Regions from separate parts of the Homo sapiens genome. Here region 2 is linked to region 1. Evidence: read pairs that join two places in POLR2A ChIA-PET (ENCODE). Cell type or tissue: MCF 10A. All regions are shown on one strand. Each heading gives the region's core, and the rest is flanking DNA. Links, peaks and the distances in the headings are about the cores only.

Evidence for each region. ChIA-PET counts read pairs that join two places held together with the same protein. Peaks named below come from ENCODE experiments on the same cell type or tissue, not always from the same donor. Only the 100,000 strongest peaks of a DNase experiment are listed, where the experiment ranks them.
Region 2: POLR2A ChIA-PET joins it to region 1 with 6 read pairs; 2 of 35 experiments call an interaction of 5 or more read pairs at or near these places.

The regions. Positions count from the first base shown.
Region 1 is chr3:42,583,049-42,599,447 of GRCh38, forward strand. SS18L2 (SS18 like 2) reads left to right here and starts at 7,812. Exons shown (of 3, transcript NM_001370300.1): 1 at 7,812-7,918; 2 at 8,477-8,553; 3 at 11,374-13,886. The coding sequence starts at 7,850. The coding sequence ends at 11,461. It also overlaps a transcript of SEC22C not described here. In MCF 10A, for the core only: no CTCF peak of the experiment used is centred there; a DNase peak (open chromatin) is centred at 7,733.
Region 2 is chr3:42,209,084-42,214,083 of GRCh38, forward strand. TRAK1 (trafficking kinesin protein 1) reads left to right here. Exons shown (of 16, transcript NM_001042646.3): 14 at 684-902. Among named protein-coding and RNA genes, the nearest start is that of CCK, 55 kb to the right of the region's middle. RefSeq lists an enhancer at 4,032-4,533. In MCF 10A, for the core only: no CTCF peak of the experiment used is centred there; no DNase peak of the experiment used is centred there.

The sequences.
Region 1 (16,399 bases), core at 4,681-9,680:
AGAATAAAGGAGTGGAGTGAGATCCACTAGAGCGAATAGAAGGGGCAGGACCATGTAGGATTTTATGGACCATAGTGGAAAGTTTAGGACCATAGAACACTGGTCAAAATTGCATTTTATAAAACTCACTTTGGCTGCTAAAGTGCAGATCAAAATGGAGAAGTCTCAACAGAGCTATGGTGGGACTGGCCTGGGAGCCAGTGCAGTCATCTGGGCAAGAGAGAATGGAGCTGGAGTGTGGACTAGGGTGAGAGTGAAGAAAAAGAGATCTAAGAAGGCTGCAGAGAAATGTAGGAGCAAAATCAATAGGACTTGGTGATGAGTTGGATGTGAAGGGGCGATGAAGCAGCTTCAAGGATGATGCCACTGTTCAGCCTTGGATAAATGGATGGATGGTGCAGGGATTCACAGATATGGAGAACACTGGAAGAGGAGATAAGATTGATCTTGAGCTCCATCTTAGACAAGTTGAATTTGAGGCACCTTTGAGACTTGGTTAGGATTTTGCGATGATTAGTTTTAGATGTCAACCTGACTAGGTTAAGGGATACTCAGGTAGCTGGGGGAACATTACTTCTGGGTATGTCTATGAGGGTGTTCCCAGAAGATATTGGCATTTAAGTCAATGGACTGAGTAAGGAAGATCTGTCCTCATCTAATATGCGCAGGCACCACATAATAGAACAAAAAGGCAGAGGAAAGGCAAATTCTCTACTCTGGAGTTGGGACACCCCTCTTCTGCCCTTGGCATCAGAATTCCCCGTTCCCCTAATCTCCTAACTCTAGGAGATTAGGTAGTAGAGTCCGTCCATTTATTCATTTAGCAAGTATTGAGCCTTTGGACTCCAAGACTTGTACCAGTGGTTCCCCAGGTTCTCCCGGCTTGGGCCTTGGACTGGGAGATACACCATTCAGCTTCCCTGGTTCTGAGGCCAAGTCTAAGACAGGGTAGTCTTGAACTGAAGCAGTCTACCAGCCTCCCTGGTTCTCCAGCTTGTAGATGGTCTATTGTGGGACTTCTCAGCCTCCATAACTATGTGAGCCAGTTCCCCTAATAAATCCCCTCCCATATATCTATAGATATAGATCTATATTGTAGATATATAGATATCACATTGGTTCTCTCTCTCTGGAGAACCTTGACTAATACAGATGTCAACACAGCAGGTGCATATACAGGTTGCAGGTCAATGTAGAGGTCTGGGCTGAACACAGACTTTTTTTGAGGCTGAGTCTCACTCTGTGGCCTAGGTTGGAGTTTAGTGGCACAATCTCGGCCCACTGCAACCTGCGCCTCCCAGGCTCAAGTGATTCTTCTGCCTCAGCCTCCCAAGTAGCTGGGATTACAAGCATCTGCCAACACGCCCAGCTAATTTTTGTATTTTTAGTAGAGATGGGGGTTTCACCATATTGGCCAGTTTGGTCTCGAAATCCTGGCCTCAAGTGATCTGCCCGCCTTGGCCTCCCTAAGTGCTGGGATTACAGGCGTGAGCCACCACGCCTAGCCGGGACATAGACTTTTGAAAGTCAGCATCATATGGGCGGAAATCGAAGTGGGGCTTACATAGCCAGAGAAAAATTACAAAATGAAAACTGAAGAGAATTGTGATACAGTCTAAGATAGCCTCCAGGGTTCACCACCTCCTGGGATTTATACCCTTGTGTAGTCCCCTCCCACAATGAGTCTCTGATAATGAGGGTAGGTCATAACAGGCACAAAGAAGGAGAAAAACCAGGAGATTCAGGGTTGGTAAAGGCAATTGAAAACCCTGTAGCATAAGTGCTCTTCAAATATGGGGAATTGGGGCCAGGTGTGGTGGCTCACACCTATAATCCCAGCACTTTGGGAGGCCAAGGTGGGTGGATCACGAGGTCAGGGACCAGCCTGTCCAACATGGCAAAACCCCGTCTCTATTGAAAAATTACAAAAATTAGCCGGGCGTGATGGTGGACATCTGTGATCCCAGCTACTTGGGAGGCTGAGGCAGGAGAATCACTTGAACCTGGGAGGAGGAGGCTGCAGTAAGCCGAGATCGCACCATTGCACTCCAGCCTGACCTACAAGAGCGAAACTCCATCTCAAAAAACAAACAAAACAAAACAAAACAAACAAACAAATATGGGGAATTGGGCTCTCAAAACTTGTGGTGCGAGTGCTTTAGAACAGGACCTTACACTCTCTGACTGGTGCAACTGGTGTGGTTCAGGCACCATGGTAGATTGGACAACAGGGGTGAGATGTAGTACCTAAAGTCCTAGCTCTCATCTCCAATCATTGTTCACTTTGGCTCCAGGTTCACAGTCAACTCCAGAGTCTTTCTCTTCCAGTCCTCTTCAGTCCTCCACTCCTAGGGTAACACCCTGGACCACAGAAGAGCTCCACCTCTGAAGTTATAAATGCAGACACCTGATCTTTCATCTGTCCTTCTGCTATTCTCTGAATTCCTTTCATGGTTTCTCTAGCCTGCAGAAACTTCCAGTTCATTTGTCCCTCTACTTTGTTTTATTTATAAGCTCCATCGAGTCTTCATTTCCTTCCCCATCAGCTGAGAGTTCAGGGTTTATCACCTCCATCACATTCTTCCCAATATACTTATATTCCTTGCACAGTTATCTTTCTGGCATAACTAGAAGGATAGTAACACCCATCTGGCAGCACTACAATCCTGGAAGAATCCAACCTTCTGTCTTCTCTGAATCTGCTTCTTGGCTCTAAGTGCTGCTGGACAAAATCTCACAACCACACAGATCAGTGCTACATACATTGTCAACTTCAACTAGGTCCTCAACACCTTTCAGCGCTCCTATTTGCCAAGGCAGCTCTCTCTCCAGCTCTCCCCCAAAATCAACTTCCAAATATCCTGCATGCTCCCCAGATCTCCCACTCTTCAACCCCCCCTCCCCCGCTTGCTCTCCCAGGAACCTCCGTTACTGAAGAAAGAGCAACCATCAAAGTGATGTCCCTTAGCTCCAGACAACTCCTCTCCTTCCAGCTACCACCTTCTTTCCCCTCTCCCCTTTACAACCAAACCTCATGGAAAAAGTGGTCTATATGTGAACACTCCATTGCTTCACCTTCACCTTTCATTATTTCTCAGTCCCCTGCAGTTCTGATACCTGTTTCACCATATCACTGAAAATGCCCTCCTCAAAGACCTAGTCTTTATTCTTCCTTGTTCTTTTGTTGTTGTTGTTGAGACAGAGTCTCGCTCTGTCACCCAGGCTGGAGTGCAATGGCACTGAGGCTTACTGCAACCTCTGCCTGCCGGATTCAAGTGATCCTCCAGCCTCAGCCTCCCAAGTAGCTGGGACTACAGGCCTGTGCCACCATGCCTGGCTAATTTTTGTATTTTTAGTAGAGACAGGGTTTCAACATGTTAGCCAGGCTGGTCTCAAACTCCTGACCTCAAGTGATCTGCCTACCTCGGCCTCCCAAAGTGCTGGCATTACAGGTGTGAGCCACTGCACCCACCCCTTCCTTGACCTTTCAACAGCATTTGTCATTGCTGTCCTGTATGTCCTTTTCAGTCACTGTTTAAAAAAAAAAAAAAAGCCATAACCCCCACTCTCCTGGTTTTCCTCTTCCTATATCTCTAGTCTCTTTCTCCCCTCAGTCTCCATTGCAGCTTCTTTTCCTCTGCCATAAGAGAAACTATCACATTCTCCTTAGGCAGTCTTATCCACTACATAGTTCCAGTCAGTTTCTACAAGTGATGTTTCTCAAAGCTGTATCTCCAACCTAGCCTTTGTCCCTGAGTTTCAGCCCCAAATAGCCACAAGCCTCAACATCGTTTGACATCACCTCACACTGTACATTTCCACAACTGAATATATCACCTTCATTTCCATTCCAGCATCTCCCCCACTGTTCCCTGCCTACATAAGGGGCATCACCAGTTTCTCAGTTGCTTAACCCAGAACCCCAGAAGGCATCCCTAATTTCCCTTTTCTTTCCCTCCCCACTTGATCACTAAGGCCTGCCAAATCTACTTCTAATGTCTTTCAAATGCACACACTTCTTTTCTCATTGCTCCCACTATCTCTGGCCTGCATGCTTGTAGCAGCCTTGTCACTGTTCTTTTTGTTTCTCATCTGGGCGTCTTCCCTAACTTTCACCATGTTACAGCCAATAAAACTCTAAATGCATCTCAGGCTTCATCATTCTTCTGCCTAAAACCATCCATGGCTCCCATTACTCCTAGGAGAGTACAGAATCTGGACACCTGTGTCCTGCTTAACCTCCACTTTGCCTTTATACTGCCTTTATAAACCTTTTCTTCTGGAGGTCTTTCCCTGTATGCTGGAACAGGTTGGTCCCCTATAACACCTGCCTCACCCTAACACCATCTCATTTTTTTTTACCTGATAGAAACTTTAATGATGTTAAAAAACCAATCAGTCCAGGTGCGGTGGCTCACGCCTGTAATCCCAGCACTTTGGGAGGCCGAGGCAGGCGGATCACGAGGTCAGGAAATCGAGACCATCCTGGCTAACACAGTGGAACCCCGTCTCTACTGAAAAAAAAAAAATACAAAAAATTAGCCGGGCGTGATGGCGAGCGCCTGTAGTCCCAGCTACTGGGGAAGCTGAGGCAGGAGAATGGCATGAACCTGGGAGGCGGAGCTTGCAGTGAGCCGAGATCGTGCCACAGCACTCCAGCCTGGGCGACAGAGCGAGACTCCGTCTCAAAAAAAAAAAAAATCAAATCCTTATATAAACCTCACTCAAAACCTTCGCTTTAGGCCAGGCTCTGTGGCTCACACCTGTAATCTTAGCATTTTGGGAGGCTGAGGTGGGTGGTTCACCTGAGGTCAGGAGTTCAAGACCAGCCTGACCAACATGGTAAAAACCCCCATCTCTACCAAAAACACAAAATTAGCTGGGCGTGGTGGTGCATGCCTGTAATCCTGGCCACTTGGGAGGCTGAGGCAGGAGAATTGCTGGAACCCCGGAGGTGGAGGTTGCAGTGAGCCGAGATTGCACCATTGCACTCCAGCCTGGGCAACAAGAGTGAAACTGTCTCAAAAAAACAAAAACAAAAACAACAATAACAACAACAACAACAAAAACCGGGGCCAGGCACGGTGGCTCACGCCTGTAATCCCAGCACTTTGGGAGGCCGAGGCAGACAGATCATGAGGTCAGGAGTTCAAGACCAGCCTGGCCAACATAGAGAAACCCCATCTCTACTAAAAATACAAAAAAATTAGCTGGGCATGGTGGCTTATGCCTGTAGTCCCAGACTACTCGGGAGGCTGAGGCAGGAGAATTGCTTGAACCTGGGAGGTGGAGGTTACAGTGAGCTGAGATTGCACCAATGCACTCCAGCTTGGGCAACAGAATAAGACTTTGTATCAAAAAACAACAACAACAAAAAAACCCCTTCACTTTATTCCTCAAAACATGTATGTCCCAGTTCCCTCCATTTCAGAGCCATAAACATAAAGCCTACAGGTAAGATACTTAATACCCAGGACAGATCTTTGTGTGTATATATACATACCATATGTAGCATTATGTTATATAGTATTATATAAATTACATGAAATTTTGCATAAGATTGGTAAGCAAGTCACTTAAACTTTATGAACAAAAGTATAGGCCGGGCATGGTGGTTCATGCCCATAATCCCAGGGAAGCTTTCACAGGTGGGAGGATTGTTGTCTGGACCATCTCATGTTATTGTCATTCCTCACTTGTCTAAACAGGAATAGGGCTGAGTGGAACTACGGAAGACCTGTATCCTGCTCCTGATGTTTCCTTTTCTGCCCACTCTGTGTCTCTGAAAGCTTTGGGGAATTTTCCTGAGGAGGAAGCCTGATGTGGAGTTAACAGTGCAGGCTTGGTAACCAGGAAGCCCTGAGTCCGCCCCAGCTCAGGTGTTACCTCACTTCTCTCACCGGGTTTACCTCTCTGTGAAATGGGATGAAAGCAGGCCGGGCACAGTAGCTCACACCTGTAATCCCAGCACTTTTGGAGGCCGAAGCGGGCGGATCACGAGGTCAGGAGTTCAAGACTAGCCTGACCAATATGGTGAAACCCCATGTCTACTAAAGATACAAAAAAAAAAATTAGCCGGGTGTGGTGGCAGGCACCTGTAATTCCAGCTACTCAGCAGGCTGAGGCAGGAGAATCGCTTGAACCCGGGAGGCAGAGGTTGCAGTGAGCCGAGATCACACCACTGCACTCCAGCCTGGGTGACAGAGCGAGACTCTGTCTCAAAAAAAAAAGAAAAAAGAAATGGGATGAAAGCTGCCTTTTCACAGGTTTGAATAAAGGGATTGTGGAGAGAAAGCCCAGTAAAGCAGATGAGCTTGCTCAGGATCAGGGCCACCACTCAGGGGAATAAAGCTCTAGGGACCTCCCCTTTTTAGGAGTGTAGGTTCCCAAGATCTCCCTCCTAAATGAAGTGGCCGCTGCTCACTCCAGGGAAAACGAATCTTGTTACCACATCCACCACGGATGGCTAGAACAGGGGACCGGTACCGCATAGCAGGAGGTGAGCAGAGGGCGGATAAGCATTACCGCCGAGCATTCTGCCCCCTCAGATCAGCGGGGGCATTAGGATCAGCGGGAGCATTAGATTCTCACAGGAGCGTGAACCCTATTGTGAACTGGACTTGCAAGAGATCTAGGTTGCGCGCTCCTAATGAGAATCTAATGCCTGCTGATGTGAGGTAAAAGAGTTTCATACCAAAACCACCCCCACCTCCGTGGAAGACAAGAAAAATTGTCTTCCACGAAACCAATTCCTGGTGCCAAAAAGGCTGGGGACCACTGGTCTAGAAGACTACAACCAATTCAGTTGCAGTGGTCACCAGGAGTAACCATGTGGCCCAAGAAGGTATGTCCAGCTTCCTCCTTGCATCTTGCGGCACAACACCTTTGCGGTATGGTGCCTGGGCAGTCCCGGGTTGTTAAGGGTGAGAGTTCTAAAGCCAGGCTGCCCGTATTCAGAGACTGGCTTTGCTAAGGAACCTTGGGCAAGTTACTTAACCTGTTTCGTCATCTGTAAAATGGAGAAAATACCAGTGCTTTTTAGGGTTGCCAACCTAATAAGCATTATTCCTGCCCCAAATAAGTCCAGGCTATGTGGAAAAACGCGAATTTCTCGTTCAGCAAAGAGTAAAGCTAATACCAGAGTTTTCCTGGCCTGCAGATTTGGCCTGGCAGGAGACAATGCCATAGCCAATGTTCATGCTCCAGATGCAGACCTGGAGGCACAGAGTGATGTAGAGAGGACAATGGATCTGAAGCCATGTATCTGGGTGCCAGACACGCTGGGTGAAGCCGAGCAAACCGCTCCTGCAGATAGATTGAGTATGCACACCCAGCACTTTGGGAGGCCGAGGCGGGCGGATCACGAGGTCAGGAGACCGAGACCATCCTGGCTAATATGGTGAAACCCCGTCTCTACTAATACAAAAAATTAGACGGGCGTGGTGGCGGGCGCCTGTAGTCCCAGGAGGCGGAGCTTGCAGTGAGCTGAGATGCGCCACTGCACTCCAGCCTGGGCGACAGAGCGAGACTCCATCTCAAAAAAAAAAAAAGCATGCACAGCCTAACACTGGAGGTGCTGACGCCAGGTAGGTCAGCAGTAGACCCAGCCCCAACCCACAAGTTTCGCTCTCCAGACTGCGCAAGCGCAAAGGATACGAAAACGCCCCCGGCGTTCTGGGGGCTGGGACCGAGGAAAGCGCTGAGTATAGCTCTTGCGCGTCCAGTCACAAATGACGTCCCTTCTGTACCCCGCCCTGTAGGCGGGAGCATCCAATCAACTTCGAGAGCGTAGGCCCCACCTATCGTGGGTCGAGTTGCTTGGCGGTCGTGGTTCCGGAGGTTCCTCGGGATGTCGGTGGCCTTCGTACCGGACTGGCTGAGGGGCAAGGCGGAAGTCAATCAAGAGACTATCCAGCGGGTGAGCATCCACGCGGGCGGGCGGGCGGGCGGAGAGAAGTCGGGATCCCGAGGGGCTGCGGGGTGCGAGAAGCATCCTGTAGTGAGCGGCCTCCCAGCTGACTGTGAAGGGTGCTGAGCAGCCGGGGTGCGGGGTGAGATGGGCACGAAATCAGCACAGGCGCCGGGGCAGGACCCCGGCATGGGGTTCGGTCCCCCGCCGTCCAGACGTCACACTGCACTAACCCTTTCTCTCCTTTTTTTTTTTTTTTTGAGACGGAGTCCCGCTCTGTCGCCCAGGCTGGAGTGCAGTGGTGCATCTTGGCTCACTGAAACCACCGCTTCCTGGCTTCAAGCGAGTCTCCTGCCTCAGCCTCCTGAGTAGCTGGGATTACAGGAGCGCGACGCCACTCCCGGCTAATTTTTGTATTTTTAGTATGGGGTTTCCCCATGTTGGCCAGGCTAGTCTCGAACTCCTGACCTCGTGATCCGCCTAGATCGGCCTCCCAAAGGGCCGGGGTTACAGGCGTGAGCCACTGCGCCCGGCCTGCACTGACCCTTTCTTTCTCTGATCTTTCAGCTCCTTGAGGAGAATGACCAGCTGATCCGCTGTATTGTGGAGTATCAGAACAAGGGCCGCGGGAACGAGTGCGTGCAGTAAGTACCCCCACCCCCGCGCCCCTGACCTGTGGGTAGAGGGGAAGCCTGTGTGATGCGGTGCTTTCTCGAACTAAGAGTCTTGGGTGATTGATCGCAGTTAAGCCCCTCTTTGAACTGAGGAAAGAGAGGCTCAAAGAGTTTGCCAACCTGCCCAAGACCATACAACGAGTACACTGCGGAGCCTGGAGTCAGACGTGGCTCTTTCTTCAAAATGTGAATTATTCTCACTGCAAAGCCTCCTTCACTCAAAGCTATGCCGGCTGATGACAACAGGGATGGGGGTGAGAGCACACAGAAAACTAAGCTCAGGAGATTAGAGCCATGGCCCCTTTCTCATCTTGGATCCCTGCCTCATCCTTTCTCTGTTAAGTGAAGGGGTCAGGCCATTTGACTGCTAAGCTTCCTCTCATTTCTAACTTCCCGTCAGTCTGTTAGTGACACACACACAAAGACAAACAAAGGATTTACAAGTTAAGTCAAAGGTAAATTGTGCATAATAATTTAATGCACTCCCTAAGTAGATACCAAAATGAGAGAAAATAGAGTCTGAGTCTCTTTTCCGAATCTAGTCCAGGTATTACGCCCATTTTTTTCTTTTCTTTTTTTTTTTCTTTTTGAGACAGTCTCCCTCTGTCACCCAGGCTGGAGTGCAGTGGTGCAATCTCGGCTCACTGCAACCTCCACCTCTGAGGTTCAAGCAATTCTCGTGCCTCAGCCTCTGAGTAGCTGGGACTACAGGCGTGTGCCACCACGCCCTGCTAATTTTTATATTTGTAGTAGAGACAGGGTTTCACCATGTTGGCCAGACTGGTCTCAAACTCCTGACCTCAGATGATCCACCCACCTCGACCTCCCAAAGTGTTGGAATTACAGGCATGAGCCACCACGGCCGACCTTATGCCCATTTCTTATAGAAAAATATATTATTTCATTGTTACTGAAGAAATGTTTCACAATCCCTACCCCCTAGAAAAATTACCTACAGTCCCTCACTGAATACCTTAATAGAATAGTAGAGATATCAGTTTTTGGGTAAATCTTTACATCTGACTCTGGCATTTGGTAATTTGATTTTTAAAAGTTTATGGTAAATACCTTCTCCTTTTTCTATATGAAAAATGGTTGCAAAACATTCCATTTGGTACAGTAATTCTCAACCCAAGGGTAAGAAAGTTATCAAAATCTCCTAGTGGGGTTTTTCAATTGCACAGGCCATGCTTTCTGAGCCCTTGTCTGATTTATTTTTTTGGGTGAAGAACTCTACCCCCCCCACCGTAAACTTATGTTGATCATGAAAATGTTTTGTCCCTTCTTGAAGTTGTTGAACAGATATTTTATAAGTACAGTTGGTCCTCTGTATCCATGGGTTCTGCATTGCATTTCAAAAATATTGGGGAGCACAAAACAATGAAAAATAGCAACACAACAATAAAAAAAATACAGTATAACAACTATTTATATGGCATTTAAGTTGTATTAGTTATTATAAGTAATCTAGAGATTATTTAAACTGTGAGCCAGGTGTGGTGGCTCATCCCTGTAATCCCAGTACTGTGGCATTACAGTGGGAGGCTGAGGCGGGCAGATCATCTGAGGTCAGGAGTTCAATACCAGCCTGGCCAACATGGCAAAACCCCATCTCTACTAAAAACTAAAAATACAAAAATTAGCCAGGCGTGGTGTGTGCCTGTAATCCCAGCTACTTGGGAGGCCGAGGCAGGAGAATTGCTTGAACCCAGGAGGTGGAGGTTGCAGTGAGCCAAGATCACGCCACTGCACTCTAGCCTGGGTGACAGAGCAAGACTCCGTCTCAATAAATAAATAAATTAAAGTATATGATATGGAAGGCTGTGTGTAGGTTATATACAAATACTATGCCATTTTTTATAAGGGACTTGAGCTCGAGCATCCTCAGATTTTGATATCTAAGGGGAGGAGGGAGGTGTCCTGGAACCAATCCTCTGTGGATACCAAGGGACAATTGTACTCCTGGTACCAGGCACTGTTTCAGACTCTGGGAAATCCATAGTAAAACAGATACCAGCTCTGCACTCACAGAGCTGACATTCTAGACTCTAGAATCTATAAGGAAATGTATAATTAGGCACATAATAATAAGTGCTTTGAATAAGAATAAAGCAGAGTAAGTGGGGGGAGGAGTGCTATTTTATACATGGTATGTCTGATAAGGTGATATTTGAGTAGAGACCTGGGGTAAGGGAGCCAGCTATGCAGTAGTAAGGCATAGTGAGATAAGTAAGACAGAGAAAGCATCAGGTGGAAAAGCCCCCTAGTAGGAGTGTGCCGGATATCTTCAAGTCACAGAAGGAGGCCACTGTGGCCAGTATTCAGTGAACAAAGGTATAGCCATAAGAGGTGAGATCAGAGGGGGACTGGAGGCCCCCATCATGTAGGGCCTTATTAGGACACAAGAACAGCTCACCTTTACCTGAATGAGATGGGAGCCTTTGGAAGGTTTTGAATAGACATATAACATGATTTTGATTTAAATTGTACAGTAATCTCTCAGGCTGTTATGTGGAGAATAAAGTAGGTGCGCAAAGATAGATCTGGGAGACTAGGTGTCTACTGCAATAGTTCAAGCAAGAAATGATAGTAGCTATGAAAGTAATCAGTAAGAATGGGTGAGAATCTGACTATATTTTCCTTAAATATGTTAAACAAGAAGGTTGATAACACTGAATCATCCAGTCAGTGGATGAGCCATTCCACTAGAGTGGGTAAATTATTTTCCAGTTTTTTGTTCATGGTCGGTAAAAACAAGCCTCTGATTTTTGCCTGTTTTTTTGCCCATAGGTACCAGCATGTGTTACATAGAAATCTCATTTATTTGGCTACCATTGCAGATGCCAGTCCAACCAGCACTTCAAAAGCAATGGAATAATCTTTCAAAAGCAATAGAATAATCTTCCATTTGGCTGTCGTGAGGAGTAATTGAATGTAATCCATCTCTTACAAAATGGAGACAGGGTCTTTACCAACTCAACTGGTTAAAACATGAATGAAACCTCTGTGGCTCTTTCGAAACGTGAAAATGTGAAGAAAGCTACTAACTTAGCTGTATTCTCATGTAAATATTTTTTAAATAATTAAGCAAATCCCTCAATAAGTTGAGCCCAGGTGTCCTCTTTCCTGAACTTGGAGCATGTTTGGATAACAAAGACATCACTGGGATGTTCAAGTCTACTTTTTAGTTTCAACCTGAAGAGGAAACTCAGTAGGTGTTGGGCAGGAATTGGTGAGATTCCTGACTTGATACCTTGCTAAATGGACATGTAACTGTGTGCTCCTTCCTATCAGTTTGTAAATGTGGTCCCCCTGACTGCTGTTTTCAGATTGCTTTGAAATAAAGCTTATTTTTCTATAAAATACTGATGTGGAGGTATAGAAGTTTTCATGTAATAAGTATTCCATTTGGTTTTCAAGAATAACTGTGAGGACTTAACCATAAAGTATATAAAAACAATACTATTATCATTGCCAACAAAATGAATAGTGATTTCTAATTATTATCTAATATCATCTGATAATAGATGATGTTTAATTTTCTTCAGTTATCAGATAGTCTTTTTGTTGATTTGTCTGAACCAGAATCCAAATAAGATTCACATGTTGTATTTTGTTGATGTTCCTTTAAGTCACTTAAAGAATACTTAATAGTTCCTTTTTTTCTTTATTTGTTGAAATAACTAGGTGTTTACCCTAGAATTCTCTCGTGTTCTACATACAGTTGTATCTCTGTAGTGTTGTTAATTATGTGCCACTATCATCCACTTTTCCTGTAAACTAGTAGATCTAGAGGCTCATGCAGACTCATGTTCTAATATTTTTAGCAGGAATATATTAGAAGGTGATAAGTACTTGCTTTTGCATCACATAAGGAGTGACCTGACTTTTAAGTTCCCAACCAGCCTTTCACTTAAATTATGATCCACCCAGCTTTGATGTGGTAATTCATTAGGGATTACATAATGAGGATTTTCTAATTTATCATTCTTTCTGACTTTATTAGCTGTATTCTATAAAAAACTTTCACTCTTGGAGATTTATCTGAAAGATGAGGCAAAGGGATTCTTGTAAGTATATCCAAAATTAGAAGCCCAGGTCCCTGCTCCTTTTTTTGGAGTCAAGGGTTGCAACCTAGGGCAACTGTAAAATACATGTAAATAGTGAAGAGATAACTCATTTTGAATCCCAGCTCTATCCCTTAACCTCTGAAAGCTCTGTTTCCTCACCTCTAAAGTGAGGATAATGAAAATAGCATCTGCCTCCTGAGGTTGTGAGACTGAGATAACGTGGTTGAGAACTGGGCACATGTTAATCTATGTTAGCACTAATGTGCTGAGGGCTCTGGCTCTTTCTTTTTTCTTTTTCTTCTTTTTTTTGGTTTTGTTTTGTTTTGTTTTTGTTTTTGTTTTTTTTTGAGACGGAATCTCGCTCTGTCGGAGTGCAGTGGTGCAATTTTGGCTCACTGCAACCTCTACCTCCTGGGTTCAAGTGATTCTCCTGCCTCAGCCTCCCAAGTAGCTGGGATTACAGGCATGTGGCACCATGCCTGGCTAATTTTGGTATTTTTAGTAGAGACGGGGTTTCTCCATGTTGGTCAGGCTGGTCTCGTACTCACGACCTCAGGTGATCCACCTGCCTCAGCCTCCTAGAGTGCTGGGATTACAGGCGTAAGCCACCGCGCCCAGCCGATCATTTCTGTTTTCTAGAAAATTATTTTGTCTGTTTCCCCACTAGCATTCCTGATGGTTTTCCAGAGTCCTATCCCCTGAAGTTCTAATTGCTGGCATAATCACACTCTAAAAGGCTGAACCCCAGAATCATTACCTGAAAATTCGTACTACCAGTGGTTCTTCTTCATGATAAATCATGGACAAATTAAGCCTGAGTTTGTAAACTCTTTGGATACCAACTTTCTACCACTCTTGGAAGAGATGGAGGAGGTGTCAGTCATTTTGGTTGATACTAGCCCTAGGCCTGCCTTGTCCCAGGAGTTTCTTCACCTTAATCACAGACCAAATTGCATACTTTTATCTTCGAATCATCTAAAATATAATTTCAAATCACAAGACAGAATAAAATAATCTTTGAGAGAGGCAGAACCTTAGAAAGGAGATATTTTATCTCATTTATTTTACAGATGAAGAAAGTAAACTTCAGAGAGATCAAAGTGATTTGTCTCAGGTCACATAACCAGTGGCAGAAAGAAGAGAATTGCTGGAATGTCAAGATAAGAATGAATTCTAGGTTTAAAGTTGTTTAAGTATATCCCAAATTAAATATTTCATTCCTGAGCTCTAAAACCTATTTACATTGAAGCCTGATGTCCTAAACACGGTAATTACAAAGCTGGGTAATGGTCTCCATCCTTTCCTTTCATGAATCCATGTATGAAAGTTAGCTTTATCAAACTATTTCATCTCCAGAAAGGCATGTACATTTCATACTGTTCAAGTCTGTAATTGTCAGCAAAATCAGACCCAAGACCGCTAGCTTCTCAATTCAGCCTACAGACTGCTCCTCTAATAGACACACTGGACTCTCAGGGAGGTAGAATGGGCAAGCTCTAACAAAGGACAGCACTTCTGTGATGGTGTGGAAGTACCAAAGGTTTGACTGTACTTTAAAAAGGTGACATGGACGGCTGGGTGCAGTGACTCATGCCTGTAATCCCAGCACTTTGGGAGGCCAACGCGGGCAGATCACAAGGTCAGGAGATCGAGACCAGCCTGACCAACATGGTGAAACCCTGTCTCTACTAAAAATACAAAAAAATTAGCCAGGTGTGGTGGCGTGTGCCTGTAGTCTCAGCTACACTGGAGGCTGAGGCAGGGGAATCGCTTGATCTCAGGAGGCAGAGGTTGCAGTGAGCCAAGATCGTGCCACTGCACTCCAACCTGGGCGACGGAGCGAGACTTTGTCTCAAAAAAAAAAAAAAAAAGGTGACATAGGTGCAGAAACAGGTCAGAAATGATCTAAGTCAAGCTTGTCCAACCCGCCACCCAGGGGCCACATGTGGCCCAGGACAACTTTGGGTGCAGCCCAACACAAACTCATAAACTTTCAAGAAATATGAGATTTTGTTGCAATTTTAAGCTCATTGGCTATTGTTAGTGTTAGTGTATTTTATGTATGGCTGAAGACAATTATTCTTCCAATGTGGCCCAGGTAAACCAAAAGATTGGACACCCAATCTAAGTGAGCCCAATTTCCAAATTTACTATAAAACTACATTAATTAAAACAGTGTGCCACTTCACATCCATTAGGATGGCAATAAAGAAAACCAAAAAATAACAAGTGTTGGTGATGATGTGGAAAAATTGGAAACTTTGTGCACTGCTGATGGAAATGTAAAATAGTGCAGCTATGGAAAACAGTATGGTAATTCCTGGAAAAATCTTAAATGGAATTAGCTTATGATCCAGTGATTCCATTTCTGGGCATATATCCAAAATAATTGAAAGCAGGTTTCAAAGAGGTATTTGTACACCCACATTCATAACAGTACTATTTACAACAGCCAAAAGGTAGAAGCAATCTAAATATCCACTGACATATGAATGGATAGACAAAATATGATATACACATACAATGGAATATTATTCAGCCTCAAAAAAGGAAATTCTGACATGCTACAACATGGATGAAATGGAAGACATGCTGAGTGAAATCACCCAGCTACAAAAGAACAAATTTTTTTTTTTTTTTTTTTGAGACAGAGTCTCGCACTGTCACCCAGGCTGGAGTGCAGTGGCGCAATCTCGGCTCACTGCAATCTCTGCCTCCCGGGTTCAAGTGATTCTCCTGCGTCAGCCTCCTGAGTAGCTGGGATTACAGGTGCCTGCCACCACGCCCTGCTAATTTTTTGTATTTTTAGTAGAGACGGCGTTTCATCATGTTGGCCAGGCTGGTCTCGAACTCCTGACCTCATGTGATCCACCCGCCTCAGCCTCCCAGAGTGCAGGGATTACAGGTGTGAGCCACCGCACCTAGCCTACAAGAACAAATATTACATGATTTTACTCACATATGAGTAGACAAATACTAGAGTAGACAAATTTACAGAGAGAAAGTAGAAGGGTGGCTGCCAGGAACTTGGGAAAAGAGGGAAATGGGGAGTTACTGTTTAATAATACAGAGTTTCAGTTTTGCAAGATGGAAAATGTTCTGTGGACGGATGGGAGGTACTGAGGGTTGTACAACCGTGTGAAATACAGTTAATGCCAGCGAACTGTACACTTAAAAATGGTTAAAATGGCAACTTTCACATAATGTGTATATATATCTATAGATCTATAGATATCTAGATATCTGTAGATCTATAGATCTATAGATAGATTTTTTTTGTTTGAGACGGAGTCTCGCTCTGTCACCCAGGCTGGAATGCAGTGGACCGATCTCGGCTCACTGCAAGCTCTGCCTCCCAGGTTCACGCCATTCTTCTGCCTCAGCCTCCCGAGTAGCTGGGACTACGGGCGACCGCCACCACGCCCGGCTAATTTTTTGTATTTTTAGTAGAGAAAGGGTTTCACCGTGTTAGCCAGGATGGTCTCGATCTCCTGACCTCGTGATCCGCCTGCCTCGGCCTCCCAAAGTGCTGGGATTACAGGCATGAGCCACCACGCCCGCCCATGTAATGTGTATTTTATAGTTTAAAAAAAAAACTTATAAAATAGTGTGGTACTCAGACACAGATCATTGGAACAAAAATCCAGAAACAGACCCACACATATATGGTCACAAGGCGAAGGTAATTCAATGTATAAGAGTCTTTTCAGGCCGGGCGCGGTGGCTCACGCCTGTAATCCCAGCAC
Region 2 (5,000 bases), core at 1-5,000, 380 kb before region 1:
CCTGCTTTAGACCTCTGTGTGGACTTACTATGTTCTTAAATCACACCTCTTTAACCCAATTCCTTCTCCCTAACCCGGCAGCCTCTCAAAGTTGCTGGCAAAATACAGAAAACCTAAGTAAAGGAGGTGATGGCCACATCTGCCACACATCTCTGTGTACTGCTTTCATTTCTTTTTGCTTTTCTCTTGCTGTTGGTCGTGGGCTTGGTTTGACATGATCTTATTCTGCCTGAGCTTATGTCTTCCGTGTTCCCAGGAGTGTGTATTTGGCATAGAATACGTACATGTGGCCCCGCTTTTGTGCTTATCTTGCCATTTTCCCCCTTCCATTTTGTAAAATGAGAAGATGTTGAGTTCTGGGGTTGACATCAGTTGATTAAAATAAAGACCTTGCCCCAAACCTCTTTTGCACATACTATGGTGTGGATTTTACTTTAAAAAAAAAATGGTTGATTTCTTAACTTGCTATTCCTTCTGAGCATGGTAGGGTTTGGCTTCTGTTTCATGGCAGGAAGGGCTAAGGCGGCTCCACTGAAGTTCCCGCTGCAGTCCACCTGGAGGCCCAGACCCTGCTGGGGTTCACGCTAAGCACTTTGAGGGTGGTAAACAGCCATTGTCTTGGACTTCCATCCTAACCCTCTCTTCTCCTTGTCCCCCTTCTTCCCTTCCCTTTCTCCTGCAAGGTTCCGCCACACTTCACCACTGGCAGCAGTTGGCCCAACCTCACCTTGGGGGCATCCTGGACCCCCGGCCCGGTGTGGTCACCAAGGGCTTCCGGACGCTGGATGTTGACCTGGACGAAGTGTACTGCCTTAACGACTTTGAAGAAGATGACACAGGTGACCACATTTCTCTCCCACGCCTAGCTACCTCCACTCCAGTTCAGCACCCAGAGACCTCAGGTGAGAGGTCCCAAGCACGTGTGACTGTCTCAGGCAGCAGAAGTTACCCGAGCCGGCCTCAGGCTTCCCCAGAGGAGATGCAGGAGCCGCCAGCGGCCACGGAGGAGGAGGAGGAGGAGGAGGAGGAGGAGGGGTCTGGTGAGGGCACCACGATAAGTCCTGTAAACTTGGCACCTTTCCCGGAGGCAGAGTTTTGGGCCATTCTCACCTCTGTTCCAGGCACCATCCGTAGTGGTTCTCTGTCTGTAGCTTCCGCTCGTCTGTGTGGGTGATGATTAAAGCATTCTCATTGCACAGTTCTGTTTTTAAATACAGAGTCTGATGCCTCCTATTTGTAACAATGGGTGTAGCTCCCCTGCCCATCTTGGAGGTGCATGGCCCATCAGGGATCTTTAAAGTGGGAGCAGGAAAGGCTGCTAAAAAAAAAAAAAAAAAAAAAAGTGGGCTTTTGGGTCCCTGAAAACATCAGTGCCCTTCTTCCTGGTCTGGGTGTCTCCCTGAGTCTAAGGGGAAGATTCTCAAGTCCCCTGGTGATTTCCAAGTGGAGCTGAGCAGTTTTAGGGAAATTGAGTGCTGGGTCATTCAGAAGGTAAATGAGATCATCTGTTACCTGTACGCTGTATTAAAATAGAACCAGGAAAGGCTCAGGATTTCAGACATTTCATCAGCCTTTTCACTTTCCCAGCTTCAATGGAGGTATATATGTCATTTTCTTTTCAGCTTACACATGTGTTCAAAGTGGATTTTTAAAAAGTGTTTTAGCAATACTCCTTAACCAAATAAACCTTCGGAGAACGTCACTAAGCTTTTCCAGAGAGAAGACCCTAGATGAAGTTGGAAAAGAGCTCTGGCTGACTCCACCCACTGTCCCCAAGCATTAAAGGTGTGGCCATGAGTTTACAGAATTACCCACATTCCAGTTGCCACTGGGATGAAAAGCTTTGTGCTCAGAGCTCTGGGAATCATGGGATCACATGGTTACTGTTTACCCCAACAGCATGCTCTGTCTAGACTGGACCTCCCAGCCCCTTGTGTTGGGAAGGCAAAGCTTTTGTGGAGTCAGGGGGGAGACTGAGAAAAAATGAATTAACCCTGTGTTGTCATCCTCATGACATTCCTGAGGATTCACCAGGTTAGAAGTGAGGACGTTTATCTTTGTGATTCATAATTTTCATTTGTGAAGGCCACAACACTCCCCTTGAAATACAGGGCAGGAAAGAGCTGAGGTTCTTGGTGGTGTCTCCCATTCCCCTGGCTAATTTCAGACAGCTGTGGTCAAGGGATTTTACTTGGGATCAACTTTTCCTTTTTTCCTTGACATTAATTTTAGAGAAGTCATCAAGTCATGTGATTTGTTTAGCACATAGGTTTATTTATGGTTTGATTTTTTTTAGGCAGTTATATTACTAGATTAAGCTTGTGAGGGAATGAAAATGTTTTTTATTTGTTATCTACACACTCGAAAAAGAGAAACCAGCTGCGGTACTGTCCCATTTTTGTCATCAGCACCAGTGTCCGTCAGGAAGGCAGGTGGTGGTGCAGAAACATGATGCCTGGCTGATTTTCGTGGCTAAAGGGGTAGGCCTTATGTTGATTGGGATGCTCCCCTACAGCCTTACAGGTAGAATAGAAGGTGAGTTCTGGAAGTGCAAAGAAGCACCATTAAGTGCATCTTCTAGAAGTTGTACAGAAGGACTAAAGCTTATCAAGTCAACAAAGAACTTACCTTGGAGGATAGAGAGAGAGAAGGGACCAATTATGAGGACTGACATCCTGGCCACTCTCCTTAAAATAAACACTGACATTTTTCTTGCTTGTTCTCTCTGTACTCAAACCTGTGGCAAATTCATCCTAGCAACGTTATTTGACGAGGGGCATGAACATTTATAGTTGAAACTGTAGAAAGGGTCAGGTTGGAGGTGTGTAATAAAAAAGAATTACCTAGGTTGCCAAAGGTAATTTAGGAAGGGTCTGATCATTTAGATGAGAGTTCTTTGGGGCTTATTTTCTGGGTAAGGCTCATCTTTAAAAACTGGCTTCAGAGGGGAGAGGGGAGAACAATGAATTGGCTCTATTTTCTCTATTGGGAATTACAGGACCATTTTGATTCTTAGAATGTAAAAAGCATATCGCTAAGTAAATCATCCTGGAGGTCCCAAGTAGCTCTATGCCTGCAATCATGGAGACACAGGCAGACAGATAAGCTTCATGGGGAAGGCATGGGGCATCCTCTGTCTTGGGATTTGTATCCATGGTGGTCTGGTCCCTGCCTTTTAATCCGTCCTCTACGCTTGGGCTTTTCTGTTACCAAACAGCACTATCCCAGGAACTATTGTCTGCCTGGGAACACTCAGTAGGGAGACACTTTGGAGACAGGAGGTGATGAACCTTTTTATGTGCAGCTGGTATGATAGAAGGAAATTGGGAAAACTTGTATGCTAGGCACTTTTGTCCAGAGCCTGCTGTCCCATGGAGAAAAAGTTTTAAGCACTGAAAAAATTTGATTAATGTATTTAAATGTATTATTTGAAGCATCATTCACTTGTTGATTTTTACAATCCCATGTCTTAAAAAGGATGAATCCATGTTATTGTATTGTAAATAATTTAGATGATTAAAATGGATTGTTTAAAAAGTTTTAGATTATAGTTTTACTTTATTTCAGTGATATGTTTTATGTTTTAATTTATATAGAAAGTATACTTTATCAGAACTAGTTATCATCTTTTTCTGTCAGTACTCTGTATTTTAGGCATTTGTGTGGGGAAGAGCCTGCATGTGGCAAAGGATTAAGAGTTAAAGTCACACAGTTAAATTGGTAGTTGGCTAGTGGATGGGCAGTTCAGTTGAATTATCTTGAATGCTTTGATCCTTAAAGGTGAGAAAGAAGTAGGATTCAAGCCACATGGATAGAGAAAATTGACAGTCAGTTTATTTTAATGCTTTTACTCATCAAGACTGGTTCATATTGAGGGGAGATATCCTCAAAAACTTACACGAATCATGGCATCTTGACATCTTACCTGGCAGTGGCCCTGCAGTAGAACCATGTCCTAATTGGAGCTGAGATTTTTTTTTTTTTTTTTTTTTTGAGACGGAGTCTTGCTCTGTTGCCTAGGCTGGAGGGCAGTGGTGCAATCTCGGCTCACTGCAACTTCCACCTCCCGGTTCAAGTGCTTTTCCTGCCTCAGCCTCCCAAGTAGCTGGGACTATAGGCACACGTCACCATTCCAGCTAATTTTTTGTATTTTTGTAGAGACAGGCTTTCACCCTGTTAACCAGGCTGGTCTCGAATTCCTGGCTTCAAGTGATCTGACCGCCTCGACCTCCCAAAGTGCTGGGATTCCTGGTGTGAGCCACCACATCTGGCCTAGAGCTGAGATCTTAAAGTCAGAATGGAAGACAAAAAACACACTTGGCTAAAATTGCCCTTAAAAAATTCCCTAAATCTCCAGCAACTGGGCCACCAAGGCGAAAGCCAGGAATCAGCTTCTTTCGTTGCCTCCTTGTTTGATACATAGGCCCAAGGTCAGGAGCAGTGACTGAGTGAGGAAAGGGCAGAGAAGGGCTTGTGGTGAGAAGGAGCCAGGCGGAGTCAGGCCAGCTGGGTGTTCCTGCAGCTTTGCCCGGGCGGGGCAGCTAGAGCAAAGCTCAGCCAGCTTGTATCCTGTCCCCTCTTCAGTACACCACAGACCACAGAACTGGGGTTCAGACAGGCTTGTGAGAAGTTGGTTTGGGGGCTTGATGGGTCTGGAAGGAAAAGTCTGGTATGCTCGATTCACAGACCCTTGGGTGCAGGCAAGTTCCTTCCCATTGTCTACACTGAGAGAGTTGATGTGAGTTCCCATGCTGTTGGGAACACTTCGATTCAGCCTGGTTTTATGGCAGTTATGAGGGAGTTTTGTTGTTATGGACAGAGTGGATAGTTGGCTCACACCCACCTGTATTAGGAGATGCTAAGGAAAGCCCTGTGCTCTGCCGTCAGAATATATATTAAGCCAGAGTAAAACAGGCCAACTGCCACCTGCAAGTGGAAAAATGAATGAAGAATGAAAGAATTGACTCCTTCAAAACAAACAGCATAGAGTCAACCCTGCT